5 separate regions of the Homo sapiens genome follow, and all the other regions are linked to region 3. The links are chromatin contacts, found by Hi-C or POLR2A ChIA-PET in ENCODE. All regions are on one chromosome and are shown on one strand. Each heading gives the region's core, a stretch centred on a gene start or an enhancer-like site at or near the end of the contact. The rest is flanking DNA. Distances are from core to core; before and after follow the strand shown. Region 1 holds the start of ADGRF5 (adhesion G protein-coupled receptor F5). Region 2 has its middle 27 kb from the start of ADGRF5. Region 3 holds the start of TNFRSF21 (TNF receptor superfamily member 21). Region 4 holds the start of OPN5 (opsin 5). Region 5 has its middle 31 kb from the start of ADGRF4.

Region 1 (2,700 bases), core at 7-2,506, 390 kb after region 3:
AGCACTTTGGGAGGCCGAGGCTGGGGATTACCTGAGGTCAGGAGTTTGAGACCAGCCTGGCCAACATGGAGAGACCCTGTCTCTATTAAAAATACAAAAATTAGCCAGATGTGCTGGTAGGCACCTACAGTCCCAGCTACTGGGAAAGCTGAGGCAGGAGAATCGCTTGAACCCAGGAGGCAGAGGTTGCAGTGAGCCAAGATCGCGCCACTGGACTCTAGCCTGGGAGACAGAGCGAGACTCCGTCTAAAAACAAAACAACACTGAATCTCAATAGGGTCAAGTAATGTGTACCCGGCCACATATAATTGGTGGGACTAAAGCATCAGTTCCTACAGTCTGACTCCAGAGTCCTTTCTTTGACACTATGAGGAATTCCCTGAAGATACTCTTGGGACTACCTGCATGGGACTCACCCGAAGCACTTATTTCCAATGCCGATTCCAAGCCAGGCCTCATTCATCAAACTTTCTGTGGGCAGAGCTCCAGAGTAGAGAGTCAAACAGCATTCCCCATCCGTGTTCTGACCTTGGGAAGGGTTCTCCTTGGGCCTCAGTTTCCTCTTTTGTAAAATGAGGATCAGTGAGGTCACTTCCAGTTCAAAAATGAGCTGACTATAATTCATCTTTAAACCCAGCAACCTGGATGCAGCCTGCCAACCAGGCCTTTACCATATATCTCCTTATCTTTAAATATCCATGCTATTGAGCGGTATTTTAAGTACCACTAAATTTATAGTTTGATACACAAATACTCACAGAGTTTCCCTGGAAACCTAGGAGAACTGGACGTCCCTCCAATATGGCATTTTTGAGGTACAGCCCTCCCGCGGGGGAGGACTAAGCAACTTCTCTAGGTCTCTTCTCTTCTGCGGATTCTTTTTTTCTCTGCTTTCTTGGCACTGCTAAAGACAAAGAATTCATCGATAGTCTTAATTTTCCTTCCTCTCTGAAGTTACAATCTAATTTAGTGGTCATCTTTTAAAAGTTGAAACCAGACATCCTGTACTTCTCATTAGCTCTAACCTATGTTTGGTTTGCTCTGGTTTTGCTTTTCTGATTTTTTTCTTTGGAGAAAGAAAAGTGAGAACTAGGGGCATTGGCCAAACAAGTCTGTCCACTTGGTGGAGAGGTTTCCAGATAAGAAGGATCTGAAGGACTTCCCATGGGCGTGAGGGAAATCGCACACGCCATCCGGGGAAGAGGACCAGGAAATCACTTTTTGTTTTTAAAACAGCAGCGCGGCTCTCAGGGATGACTCTGTGAGACTGGGAGGATCATAGCTGGGGGAGGCTGAGCGTGGGAGCGGTGCTGCCAGTCCTGCCTGAAAACGCGAAATGAGTCTTGCTTGGTTCTCCCTCCACTGGGCGTGAGAGCCCCTGCCCAGGAGGCCCAGGACAAATGGCCCCATAGTGGAAACTGGGAAGCTTTTAGGCATCTGATCAGAGCGGGAGCCAGCCGGGGGACCACAGTGCTGGACAGGTAACAGACATTTCTCCTACTGCGGTCTGTCATTCTGTCTCCCTTTGTAGCAAGACCTCAGGGGCTCCTAAGTCACTTCTCTTAAGACATCTTCCACTTACGATCCTCTTTGCCTGCTTTTCTTTTGCGTAGGTGTGATATGTATGTTGGGAAAGTTAAGTATGTCCAGTCAAGAGCATTGTGCATACTGTTGGTCCAGTTAATGAGACTATATTAAAGGAGATGGCGTATCAAGCAACTAGCTGGGATCCTTTAGGATTTTCTTAATAACAGACTTTTTTTTTTTCAAACAAGTTCTCTCGTCCTTAAACCAGAAAATACTATAAAAACCAGTGCATTCATGAGCTACTGAGCTGCTGCTCTTGCCAAGAGCATTTCAGGGCCAGTCGGCCATTGCTGTGGTCAGGCTGAGGAAGGAAGAGGCTGCATCCCAGTAGCAGGAGGAGGGAGCCCTGGCTATTCGCTCAGCTTCGGGAGAGTCCTTCCAAAGGACAAGGGATGACCTTAGAAATGTAAAATGTAGGCTGCAGCCTCCCACACAGGACTGAGGGGAAAGGAGTTTGTAGTCAGCATTAGGAAGGAGGTCAGTAAAAGTGCTGGGGCTTCAGGGCCAGGCCGACTTGTTTTGAAAGGAGCAACTCTATGATGTGCGGTTTGCTTAAACCATGTTTTCTCATATTTCAGAAAGCCAGGTCATGCCACTTCACTACAGCATTTTTTCTTTCATAAAGGGCTAACGTAGTTGGTTTTTCAATGTAGGTTATTTTTGAATTACACAGATAATACTTGACTATATTCTTATCGTAAAAGAATATCTCTAAATAGATTTTATTTTTATTTTTATTTTTTTGAGATGGAGTCTTGCTCTGTCGCCCAGGTTGGAGTGCAGTGGCACGATCTTGGTTCACTACAACCTCTGCCTCCCGGGTTCAAACGATCCTCCTGCCTCAACCTCCCAAGCAGCTGGGATTACAGGCACCCGCCACCACACCCTGCTAATTTTTGTATTTTTAGTAGAGATGGGGTTTCACCATGTTAGCCAGGTTGGTCTCGAACTCCTGACCTCAGGTGATCCACCTGCCTCGGCCTCCCAAAATGCTGGAATTACGGGTGTCAGCCATCGCAGCCAGCTTTCTGTTAACAGTTTTCAATTGCACCCCCAATATACACTCTCTTCCCCCCCCCCAAATATTATTCTATCAATTGTTTTCTGTGTTAC
Region 2 (2,700 bases), core at 14-2,513, 360 kb after region 3:
TCTCGTGATGTCAGTGCGGTGATCCAAGCCACCAAATGAAGGTCTGCAAAAAATATCATCAGGCTAGAGTGAGGATAGCTGACTTTTCACCAGCTAGCCCTACCTATCTGCTGCAGTAAGTTTAAAATAGGGTCTTAGTAACAATGGAGTAGGCTGGACTTCCAGGAAAGAGCAAAAAAGAAACGAGAACAATGAGGAGGGAAAACTTCACTGTAAACCACTCTTCTTGGGTTACTCTTTAACTAAATTATGGGTTACTTCTTGTGCTGCAAACACATTCCTATTTGATGGAAAACTGCCACATTTCTGTACATTTTCAGCTCAAGTAGAGTCAGGCAAATAACAGCAAGACTCAGAGCTTTGGCCCTGATTTCTCCTCTAGCTAAAATGGAAATATGACTACATGGATATGGGTTCCTAGCCATTCCGAGGTCTAACTTTAAAATGTGAAAAAGAAACTGATTCTACCATCTTCTAAGTTGCAAGGACTATGAATGGAATATTTGACTTTTGGAGAGAGAAGAAAGCTGGCTGGAACTGTCTGCCTGCTGTGAGTCAAGTTCACTGGCCACTGCCTTCTACCCATCTTTCCTTTTCTGCTACATGAACCACCTCAAGAGCAGTCTCTTTGTGAAGTAGGGATCTGGAAACTTTTAGAGAAGTAAGACTTAGGCTTAGGTAGACCCTATACACATCAGCAACCACTCCAGGCAGCCCCAGAGCTTTCTGTTAATACTTTATCCTTTGTGGACTCAAAGAACTTGCAGTTCTGGACCCTCACATGTTTCTGACCATGCTTGGGCAGCATCTCAGCATGCCTTTGCTTTCTTCAATCTCACTTTGAGATCCTGGGGGAAGAAAGCAGCAGTCCTTTCAACAGAAACAGTTATAAGCAAATGCTATATGTTTTCAGACCGAAACAAAGCCATGATATATTTTATTCTCAAGGCTTACCTAAGTTAGCTTTCTTAAAAACACTAATTAAAAAAAATCCTTTGAAATGTAATCAACTGTACATGACAAAATCATAGAAACCCTTGCAGACCAGGGTATTTATTTTTAGATGCGCATCAGCCTACCCAGCATAGCAAAGCCACTGTCTCATGTCCAAAGCATGGCCCTGGGAATTTCCTCTAACAAGGCTGTGTTTCCGCCCATTGTTGTAGCACAAAGGACAGAAGGAGGCCTGAGTAGAGGCTCATGTTAACCCCGCCTAGAGTAAAATCTGGAACCTGTCATCACCTCGGTTGGATCAATGTGGTCTTGAGGGCTGGGGTCAAGAGGGAGATTGCCCGCCAACTCTGGACAGATGCAAATGAGTAGTCATCCAAAAATATTCCAGAGACCGGTGACGGCAATTCAAAAGTAAAGCGTCAGCTTTCTTTTTGTAGTCAAGGATCTAAATCTCACCCGTACTGTGAAGTGAATTCTGGTCTAGACCTGAGACAGCGATGCTGTTTGAGGATCTTGGCTTGAATTGCAATTAATAAAGTGATTTTAAGAATATTTTGTTTTAAAAAAGCCATAAATCTGTGTACACACAGCCCCAATAAACACACACATACACACACACACACACACACACACACACACACACACACACTCACTAGAGCAAGTATCAGATACCTGAATCACCCAGAACTTTACTATTATTCTAGGCCAGTTTCTGATCCTTTATTTATTCATTGATGAAATGGGCATAACAGATCTCACATCCTATTAGTTTGGGGATAAATAAGGTATAATATTACAAATAATCTCACCCAAACTAGACTTTTGCTTAAGTTTTTGCATCTTGGTCCTAACATGTTTTGAGCTTCTTACAAGAAACTTGTGCACAAATATTTACTGTCAAGTCTCCAGGGGTTTTATTTGTTTGTTTTGCTACTACAGGAAAAGAAGGCCAATTTGTTACTTAATTGGCACACTTTACAAGCAAAGCTTTTCATGCCTTTGTCAAGTTCCTTCTACTCCTGGGGAAGGTCACTGCATTATTACTCAAAGTTGCAATGCTCAGGGCTATGTCTGGGGGTCTCCGTGAAAGATGAAGAGGTGGGTCTCAGGTCTGCACACAGCAGTCCACACACATCCTGTCCGGTGTTGAGTCTGTGATCTGCATTCCACAGCCCCATCACCACCCCTGCCCAATCAAAGGCCCAAGGAGCAAGGGGGACCTGCACGTACAAACACCAGCCTGAGCAGGGACTGGGTTGTTGGCCTCTGCTGGCAGGTGGATGTCCAGGTCCCCCCTCCAAGGTCCGCAGATTCAGGAAAATGTGCTGTAGCCCTTTGGTGAGAATGTGAGAATGTTAGTAAAAATGCCTTCATGGATTGTTTTGTTTGCAAGTGTTTATTATCAGACACCCCTCAGAGGTTCACAGGGCAGGTTGCGAATGTCCGAAGTGGGGCCTGGGAATTTCCTTCCACAAAGCCTGTGCTTCCTCTCTTTGTTACTCCTCAAAGAACAAGTTGGAGCATTACTAGAGATCCTTACTTAACCCTTTATCCTGCCCACCACTTCTTCGTTTACATTACAGAAAATTCACGCTGCCAGCCATCTAAGGAGCAAAAAGATGTTTGGGTTTTGGTAGTGGTGTGCACCCGCAGATGTGCACATATGTGTGCATTTGTGTGCATGAGTGTGCATATGTTTGTGTGTTAATGGAGAGGAAATAGGTAAAGCACAAAACGTATTGCATT
Region 3 (2,700 bases), core at 155-2,654:
TATATTGTAGCTTTTTTCCCACTCTAACATTTATAGACAATACTGACAAATGTTTGAAATAATAGATTGGAATTAACCCTCATATTAATTTTAGCTTCTACCAAAGTGTGCATAGAGCAAAGAATCAAAGGACAACATGTTAACTAATAAAGCAAATAATTGGTACCTATGACTTAGCAAGTTACCTTTATTAGCACTGGGTGTTGGATCTTGAAACTGATAGTTTAAAAAGTGTGATTCTTTTGAAATGGGACCAAAGGAGCCTAGGATAAGCCCAGCACCATAGGGCTCCCAATTGAGGGGTGTGGACTGGATGGCTGAAGAGGTAATATCAATACAGTGTGCCATGTGCTGTCAGTACCTAGATGATGGATAACACGATACCAGAAATGGTGGCCACAGTCAGGAGACTCGGCCTTCCCCCAGGTGAAACAAAGAAAAGGATAACAGCTGCTCTCTTACATTCAGAAGTGTGTGAGATACCAACATCCACGAGAATATTCCAGTTCTCCTTCTGAAGCAGAATACTACCTATTCTACCACCCACATCCTGACAAGGCCTTTGGAAATCAACTCAAAAATTTTTAGCATTATTTTTTGGGGGAAGGGTGATTAAAAAAAATCTCAGGGATAATCCGATTCAAAACTCTTGATTTTTAAATTAGGAAAATGCATCTTTTGATACATTTCAAGGAGTTCAAAAGTCCCTCCAAGACCATCCATGGACCCAACACCAATGACTCTGGGTTTTAAATCCTTTTAGTTTGGATTTCCTTAATTGCATTCATAAGCCCATATTAAAATTAAAATATAAAAAATTAAAATCTTTGCCCCATATTAAAATCACCCTGAAAACTTAAAAAACAAACAAACAACAACAACAACAAACCTCAATGCCCAGACCAGATCCTGTCCTGTTCCAATTAAATCAGAGTCTCTAGAGGTGGGACCCAAGAATCAATATATATGTTTTGAACTCTCCAGGTGATTCCACAGGGCAGCAAAGTTTGAGAAGCAACACACAGGTCTCCTTTTTCGTCACGCAGTTGATCTAAGTGCTCTGTGGTCTATTCACCATCGCTCTCTGATTTAATCATCGTGTCCGAAACAATGGAAAGGCGTATGTAGCTGAAATAATTTAGTTGGAATTATCTCGGAAAAAATAAGTAAAGTTAGATCAGGAGTGAGATGCTTTCTCAGCGCTTTCCCTGGGTCAACAGGCGCGTGCAATTTCCTCAGCGAACGCCAAGGGGCACCCTCTCCCTCCCCGCTCTACCTGGAACGCCTTCGCCTTTCCAACCGCACAAAGAGCCCGGCCTCCTCCCGGGTGACATCACAAAGGGCCGGTCCCCCGCCCCTTCGGCGCCACCACGTGTGTCCCTGCGCCCGGTGGCCACCGACTCAGTCCCTCGCCGACCAGTCTGGGCAGCGGAGGAGGGTGGTTGGCAGTGGCTGGAAGCTTCGCTATGGGAAGTCGTTCCTTTGCTCTCTCGCGCCCAGTCCTCCTCCCTGGTTCTCCTCAGCCGCTGTCGGAGGAGAGCACCCGGAGACGCGGGCTGCAGTCGCGGCGGCTTCTCCCCGCCTGGGCGGCCGCGCCGCTGGGCAGGTGCTGAGCGCCCCTAGAGCCTCCCTTGCCGCCTCCCTCCTCTGCCCGGCCGCAGCAGTGCACATGGGGTGTTGGAGGTAGATGGGCTCCCGGCCCGGGAGGCGGCGGTGGATGCGGCGCTGGGCAGAAGCAGCCGCCGATTCCAGCTGCCCCGCGCGCCCCGGGCGCCCCTGCGAGTCCCCGGTTCAGCCATGGGGACCTCTCCGAGCAGCAGCACCGCCCTCGCCTCCTGCAGCCGCATCGCCCGCCGAGCCACAGCCACGATGATCGCGGGCTCCCTTCTCCTGGTGAGCGCTTGCGTGGACCGGGGGTGGCGGCGGCGCCGGAGCAGAAGGAACCGCTCTCCGGGAGCCGGGCGGGTCACCGGGCCGGGGCTTAGGGAGGCGCGGGGCCCGGCCGACTGGGTTACGGGCACTGAGGGGTTTCCAAGGGAAGGCAACACACCAGAGGGCCTCGACTAGGTTATTTGGGGGAATCTCAGGGCTCAGCCGGGGCTGGGGAATGAAGACGAATTGTTTTCCTTGCAGTCTGGCTTTGCTGGAGGAGACGCTAGAGGTAGCCGCCCAGCTTCTGCGCATTTGAGGGCTTTTCCCCCTACTCGGCCTACCTCGCGCTCCCCACGCCCGCAGCCACAGCCCCCCACCCATCGGCCACTGCCCCTCTGCGTGGTGTGGGGCCTCGCCGCGGTGTGGGGCTCCCACGGCCGGCCGAGGCCGGCGCTTTGTTGCAGCTGCAATGTCATGTCGGGATGCTACCGCAGTGGAAGACAGTGGTACCGGTGCGCGCCGGACACCGGAGACCTCCGGGTGCTGTCGCGCGGTGCATTCCCGAGCAGGGCGCAAGCCGCCCCCTCCTCAATCCCTTTACCCTCTCTCTTCCCTCTTGGCTCGGGTGGGGTCTCAGGTTCTGTATGCCGAAATATCACCCTTAGACCCACTCTCCGGCGCCTCCAAAGCGCCGGCTTCCAGCCAGCCAGCGCGCCGGCACTGGAATGGGGGGAGGGGGAAGGAGATGTGTGTGAAGGAAGATGAATTTTCTACAGTCTTTCCGATCCCTCGTTTACCTGTGGCTAGGCAGGTGACCCTGCAGGGTGG
Region 4 (2,700 bases), core at 93-2,592, 470 kb before region 3:
AGAAAGATAGAAACAAAGAGAAAAGAGAGAGAGAGCAAGTTTGACCCAACATCTGAAAAAATTAAAGGCAAACAAACCTAAAGACATAACCCACCTTCACACTGGTCACCCAAAGTTAAAACAACAATTTTAAATTTAAGAAAAGTATGGTTTCTTTTCTTAAATTTAAATAGGTGGTTAAATTAAATCCTAACTGTCTAGATTAGTGCTATCCAGTATAAATGTAATGTAAGCCAGAAATGCGAGCCACATATGGATTCTAAAATTTTCTGGTAGCCACATTAAACAAAGTAAAAATTTACAAAGTAAAAATTTAATTTATAAATTTAAAATTTACAGTAAATTAATTTTAATAATATATTTTATTTAGCTTAACATACCTAAAATGTTGTATGTTCAACATGTATTTAATTTTTAAAAATTATTAATGAGATATTTTATACCACTTTTTGTTGTACTGAGCCTTCAGTATCTGGTGAGTATTTACACTACAGCAACTTTCAATTTGGAAAAGCCACATGTGGCTACTGAATGAATGAGATCATGCAGTCTAGAAGCAGGTGCACCCTTTCGTCAATTATGCACAAAAATCTTTTGACCCCGGACTTTCTTCCATTTATCACCAACACATTTTTCAACTGTCACCAAAATGGCTTAGCTATTTTGATGCGACTTTACTTTTAGGTGAAGTAAACTCAGTGTTTCTGCCATTACTATAGTACTATAGCACAATAGCACAATTGAGTTTTGCACAGTTGTGAGAACAGGAGACTGACCTAGATTATTTTTAAGGCCCATTCTCAACCTAAAACTTATGATTATGTCAAAAACATTATTTAAAAAGCACTCTGTTTAAATAAAATATCATTATCATTAATTTTGGTATTCAGAAAGTAAATCTACTCCCAAAGTAACCAAAATGAAATGGATAAATAATTTTGCTGTAAGAGTTCTTGGATTATCAATGGAATTTTATTCCTAATAATAATGATAATAAAGAGTCATTTCTAGGAAACATTTATTGAATGCCATAATGCCATTCCATCTTCTGCCTTTCCCCACTCTTCGCCTCCACTAAACTATCCACTTAAGTATCAGAATCCTTTCACAAAATTAACATATCAGCCCATGAATTTTCTAAATGCAGCCTTTGCACAGAAGAATTAAGGAAGCTTACCAATTATTGTTAGGTAAAAGCCAGCCACTAAATCCGCTTCCCAAGAAAGTTTGGAAGCAAAAGGATCCCCATCTCGAAGGTAATGGGGCAGGCGCTCGTCCTGAGGCAGGGCAGTGTGATTTAACGCCATTCTGTTCTCGAACCACGAGGGATCTGAAAAGCAAACCAGTAGAGATCTCAGCAGACCTGAATAAGCCAGCTTGAACCATTTCATAATCGTGGCTCCTGTTTTAAAACAAAAAGCAAGTTCCCAGGGTCATGCATGATTCTCTAATTAATAACTGGTAAAAATTTTAACATTTTTTTCAATGATCCAATTATGTCATTACTCAGTTATTCGGTTGGCAGATTATCCAAGCCTTCATTTTCTCCTCTGTTTTCTCATGCTACTCTTTGAGCCACTTCTTTTCTCCTTGGGGTGATTAAAAGGTTGAAGGCCAAACTGTGCAATTTACTGTTTCTTAGCAATTTTTGTAAAGGTCTGAGCAGGAAATGATATTGTATGGAGTGTGCACACATACACACACACACACTATATATATATAATTTATGTATATAAATTATATATAATATATAAAAAATTTACATATGTATATATATAACTTGTCAGAATATAGTATTTTTTGATTATCCAGATTTCCCAGAAAATCATTTCCATTGTACATTCAATGAGGTTTAGAGTTTTGTAAGGAAAGAAATAGAGCATTCAGTACAAAGGAACATGGACACTTAATTAATTGAAGCTAAGAGCTAGGTGATTGTCAAAGTGATCTTGAAATTTGGAGCTATTTAGAAAGGATTCAAGCTGGGTTGTAACTCACAGGCACATCCACAGGAAGGTTTGTTTCTCAAGTTTCCTAGAGCAGAAAGCAATTTCATTATTTCTCACCACTGCCCCAAATCCATACTTTCTATTTGCTCATTTATGCTTCTGGATGAAATCTTGAGCATTGAGGAATTTCTCAGATACACAGGTCTTAGTACTGTTTCTTTTGAATTGGAGTTTTAAAAGGTTTACACAAAGTCTTTGATGGGCTTTCTGCAAAAATAAAAGTCACATGATATCCCTCATCCTGAAACTTGGAGTCGTGTGTTGTTCTTCAGATAAAGTATGCTGCTGATGTTAAAACTTCCTTTGGAAGGGTCATTCCTTTGTCATGATTGTTCCTATTTGTTTTGAAAGGGGAAGAAATACTAGTGTGGCTGTTTCTCTTTTGAACTTGCCTATTTCAAATCGAACCAACAGATGTCACTGTTCAGCTCTCTAGGCAACAATTTCGGGCATTATATGAGACAGCAAGTGGAACACAGAGTTGTGTGCCCCACAGGCGGTGACAGGGTGATCGGCACATATCTAACCATGTAATTCACCTTCGCAAAAGACATGAATTTAACCCCTTTCTAACTGCCAACTTACAGCTTACAGAGGAAGGCTAGTGACCCTTTCAGTGGCCAGTTGGCTGAAACTACAGTCTCCTACACACAGTTTGAGGACAGTCATGTGCTAATGTTCATTCCAAATC
Region 5 (2,700 bases), core at 73-2,572, 420 kb before region 3:
CAAGAAGGAGCTCCTGTAGGAGATAAGAAGGGTTTCCTAGTAAGTGGGCAAGTATGTGATTAAGGTATCTGGGAGCAGACTCCTACTCAAGTCAGGGAGGGATCTGGGAATCAGTCCCTGGGGAAAAGGAAAGACTGGAGCAAAGTGAAGGCCCAGATTTATATGGACTTAAAATCAGAAAGGAGGATCAATACATGGCACAGAGTCGCTATTAGGGCTGGTACAATATGGAAAGTTGGCTCCAGGAGAATGGTGGAAGCCCTGTTACAACTGGGGCACATGATCAAAAAATAAGCAAGGAGTTTCATTAGATATTGAATCACTCAGCTCATAATGAAAAAGACTTCTTATACTTCCTTCTGAAGGTCAAAATCAGTCCTAAAGCCTAAGGCGAGGTTGATCCTGAAGTTTAAGTGAAGTGAACTTCACTAGGGAAAAACATTTCTTCAGAGATTGGGGTCTAAGCAGAATCATTACATATTGGAGACCCTTATATACACATTGATTAAAACATAAAAAAAAATGAAATAATTGTTTTCTTTAACCCTATTGGGGGGACTTTTTATGTGCAGGTCTTCTCCACTTAGCTCCCTTTGGTGACAGGGCTGGACAGCAGCAGCAGGGGATGGAAGAAAGAAGCAGCTCTTCCTTGAAATCTTCTGAGACCTCAACAGAGGAAGCTTATGGGAATGGACAGGAAGCTGGACTGAGCTCACTTGCCTAGAGGACTATTCCTATGTGGAGTGAGCAGCTACCCAACTCCCAGAGCCCAGACGGGCTGAGTAGCCAGGGCTTGACTGGCCATGAGCACTGCCTAAGGGGTCTAGGATACTTCACAGGGTACAGTAGCCAGACCAGGAGTGGGTGGTGACAAGTGATCTCAGGGGGCTGACCAATGGAGCAAGGTCCAGCCAGAGCATGGGACAGCATCCAAGAACCAAGCTGCCCAGAGGAGGTGTGAGAGCTCTGGTCTTACAAGGTACAACTCAGATCAGGACACTAACCACAGCATGATAGCTGTTTAGTAAACCAGACCCTGCCAATACAGGAGATAAAGGAAACAACAACAGGCTGAAGACACCCAGAACCCCTGGCTCATCTTCATCTCACCTAAACCAGGTTGATGGTAGCAAATCCCAGGTCCTAATCACTGCTGTGCATGAAACTCTGAGCATGCTTTCCAAATTATTGGCATTGGCTCAAAAATGGGCAAAGCTGAGCTGGTAAGTAAAAGGCCTCATTATAACAGTGCAGAAGCTAGGAGGTAAGGGCTAAGGTGAAGATTCTAGGCAGACAGCATGATTCAGAGGTGACTCAAGTAGACTGTAGTAGGAAACCTTAAGCAGGAAGCCTTGAGTCTGCAGCTTAAGCCACTGCTTCAGTGTCTACGGTGAAAGATTCACTTATATTTGAAACACTTTTCTTTAAAAAACAGAGAGCAAAGATTAGACAGGAAATAACCAAGAAAGACACGTGACCTTACCCCAGAAAGACAAAGGTGTTCTTGTGGATCCCAGGTGCCTGGTCCAGCCCCATTCACCAAGACTGACTTCCTCATAGGAATATTATTGCACTAAGAAGTCCTTGTGAAAAAGAGACATGATTGAAACATCCTCTCTGCAGTTTTTCTTTGTGACAACAGCAGATCAGGGACTTGGAGATTCAGGATTGATTGCAGCCCATTTTTCCACTCTGTCCATGGTGAGAGGTGAAGAAAGAGATGGACAGAAGAGTTATGACTTACATGACTGGTGGTACTCAGGTGTTCTCAGAGCTCAGAACATATTCCAGAGCCTGATTTATTTCCTGATTTCTTTACAATAAATCACTCTGAAAACCAAGAACACTAGAATATAGACTGCTTGTACACTAAAATCAGAGCTCCTTTGGAAATGGGTGGCCCATTCCTGGGAGGAACAATCATATCTCAAGGTGCATTTATCCTGGGTAGCCACATCAGCCCTGTGTTTTCTCTTTACATAGTTCCAGTAGCCTGCAAGGTCACTGATGGGTAGCTCTCTAATAATGGCTTAGTAACTCAAAATATTTGGATCCCAGATTTATTTGGCTGCTATGTGGCTTATTTTTTTTAAGTGAGCCCTACTTCCATTGAGCACATGTTCTCTGTCAGAAAATTTTCATAAACATACAGTCTATCGTGCAAAACATCAGACTATCAATTACTTCCACTTACTCTGAGCAAAGAATATCATTAGTATACCAAAAAAAATAGTTTTCTATGAATGGCATCCTTGTTCACATTCCCTGAAGAGCAGAATCTGAGATGGAGGTTTGTTTGCATAAAGTTTATTGGGGAGTATTTCTGAGGGGGAATGAAAGCAGCCAGATTGGGAAGAAGGAAGAGATGAACTATGAAGCAATGAACAGTGGCCTCTGCTGATCCCACAGGAAGCTCTGGAGCTGAGTGGTCCTTCAGAAATGTTCCAAATTGAGCAAGGCCTTTATGGTTAATGTCATTCAATCATTGCATGCAAGCTGACCTTGGCATGATATAGAGAGAGGCAGTTTACTTCAGTTCTTGGAGGACAATGCTTAGGGTGTGATGTGGTTTGTCCCCACCCAAATCTCATCTTGAATTGTAGCTCTCATAATTCCCACGTGTTGTGGGAGGGACCCAGTGAGAGGTAATTTAATCATGGGGTGGGTCTTTCTGGTGCTGTTCTCATGATAGTGAATAAG

The links. Hi-C counts contacts between places; a loop is a spot of excess contacts on that map. ChIA-PET counts read pairs that join two places held with the same protein, here RNA polymerase II (POLR2A). Pooled maps may share reads with other maps.
Region 1: a loop to region 3 is called in a map of breast epithelium, with 6 times the contacts of the local background. The contact joins the promoter of ADGRF5 here to the promoter of TNFRSF21 in region 3. A Hi-C loop is called at or near these places in 1 of 168 maps with a recorded cell type or tissue (breast epithelium). POLR2A ChIA-PET finds 5 or more read pairs at or near these places in 1 of 52 experiments (Panc1).
Region 2: a loop to region 3 is called in a map of endothelial cell of umbilical vein, with 7 times the contacts of the local background. The contact joins the enhancer-like site here to the promoter of TNFRSF21 in region 3. A Hi-C loop is called at or near these places in 1 of 168 maps with a recorded cell type or tissue (endothelial cell of umbilical vein). POLR2A ChIA-PET finds 5 or more read pairs at or near these places in 1 of 52 experiments (Panc1).
Region 4: a map of OCI-LY7 shows a loop between it and region 3 (3-fold over the local background). The contact joins the promoter of OPN5 here to the promoter of TNFRSF21 in region 3. A Hi-C loop is called at or near these places in 1 of 168 maps with a recorded cell type or tissue (OCI-LY7), 3 of 37 single-sample maps with no recorded cell type and 9 of 50 pooled maps.
Region 5: a loop to region 3 is called in a pooled map, with 2.9 times the contacts of the local background. The contact joins the enhancer-like site here to the promoter of TNFRSF21 in region 3. A Hi-C loop is called at or near these places in 1 of 37 single-sample maps with no recorded cell type and 5 of 50 pooled maps.

Annotation. Positions count from the first base shown.
Region 1 is chr6:46,920,494-46,923,193 of GRCh38, reverse strand. ADGRF5 (adhesion G protein-coupled receptor F5) reads left to right here and starts at 1,256. Exons shown (of 21, transcript NM_001098518.2): 1 at 1,256-1,481. LOC105375080 (a long non-coding RNA gene) reads right to left here and starts at 1,115. Exons shown (of 3, transcript XR_001744147.2): 1 at 759-1,115.
Region 2 is chr6:46,947,379-46,950,078 of GRCh38, reverse strand. It overlaps a transcript of ADGRF5 not described here. Among named protein-coding and RNA genes, the nearest start is that of ADGRF5, 27 kb to the right of the region's middle. Within about 2 kb of position 1,263, at least 4 of the 41 ENCODE cell types and tissues checked have a DNase peak (open chromatin) inside an H3K27ac peak, as active enhancers do; they include endothelial cell of umbilical vein, where a contact is called at or near this core.
Region 3 is chr6:47,308,609-47,311,308 of GRCh38, reverse strand. It overlaps TNFRSF21 (TNF receptor superfamily member 21), which reads left to right and starts at 1,404. Exons shown (of 6, transcript NM_014452.5): 1 at 1,404-1,893. The coding sequence starts at 1,798. RefSeq lists enhancers at 1,142-1,436, 1,388-1,567, 1,731-2,453 and a silencer at 1,708-1,937.
Region 4 is chr6:47,780,674-47,783,373 of GRCh38, reverse strand. It overlaps OPN5 (opsin 5), which reads right to left and starts at 1,342. Exons shown (of 7, transcript NM_181744.4): 1 at 1,178-1,342. The coding sequence starts at 1,307.
Region 5 is chr6:47,727,818-47,730,517 of GRCh38, reverse strand. No RefSeq gene overlaps it. Among named protein-coding and RNA genes, the nearest start is that of ADGRF4, 31 kb to the right of the region's middle. Within about 2 kb of position 1,322, at least 3 of the 41 ENCODE cell types and tissues checked have a DNase peak (open chromatin) inside an H3K27ac peak, as active enhancers do.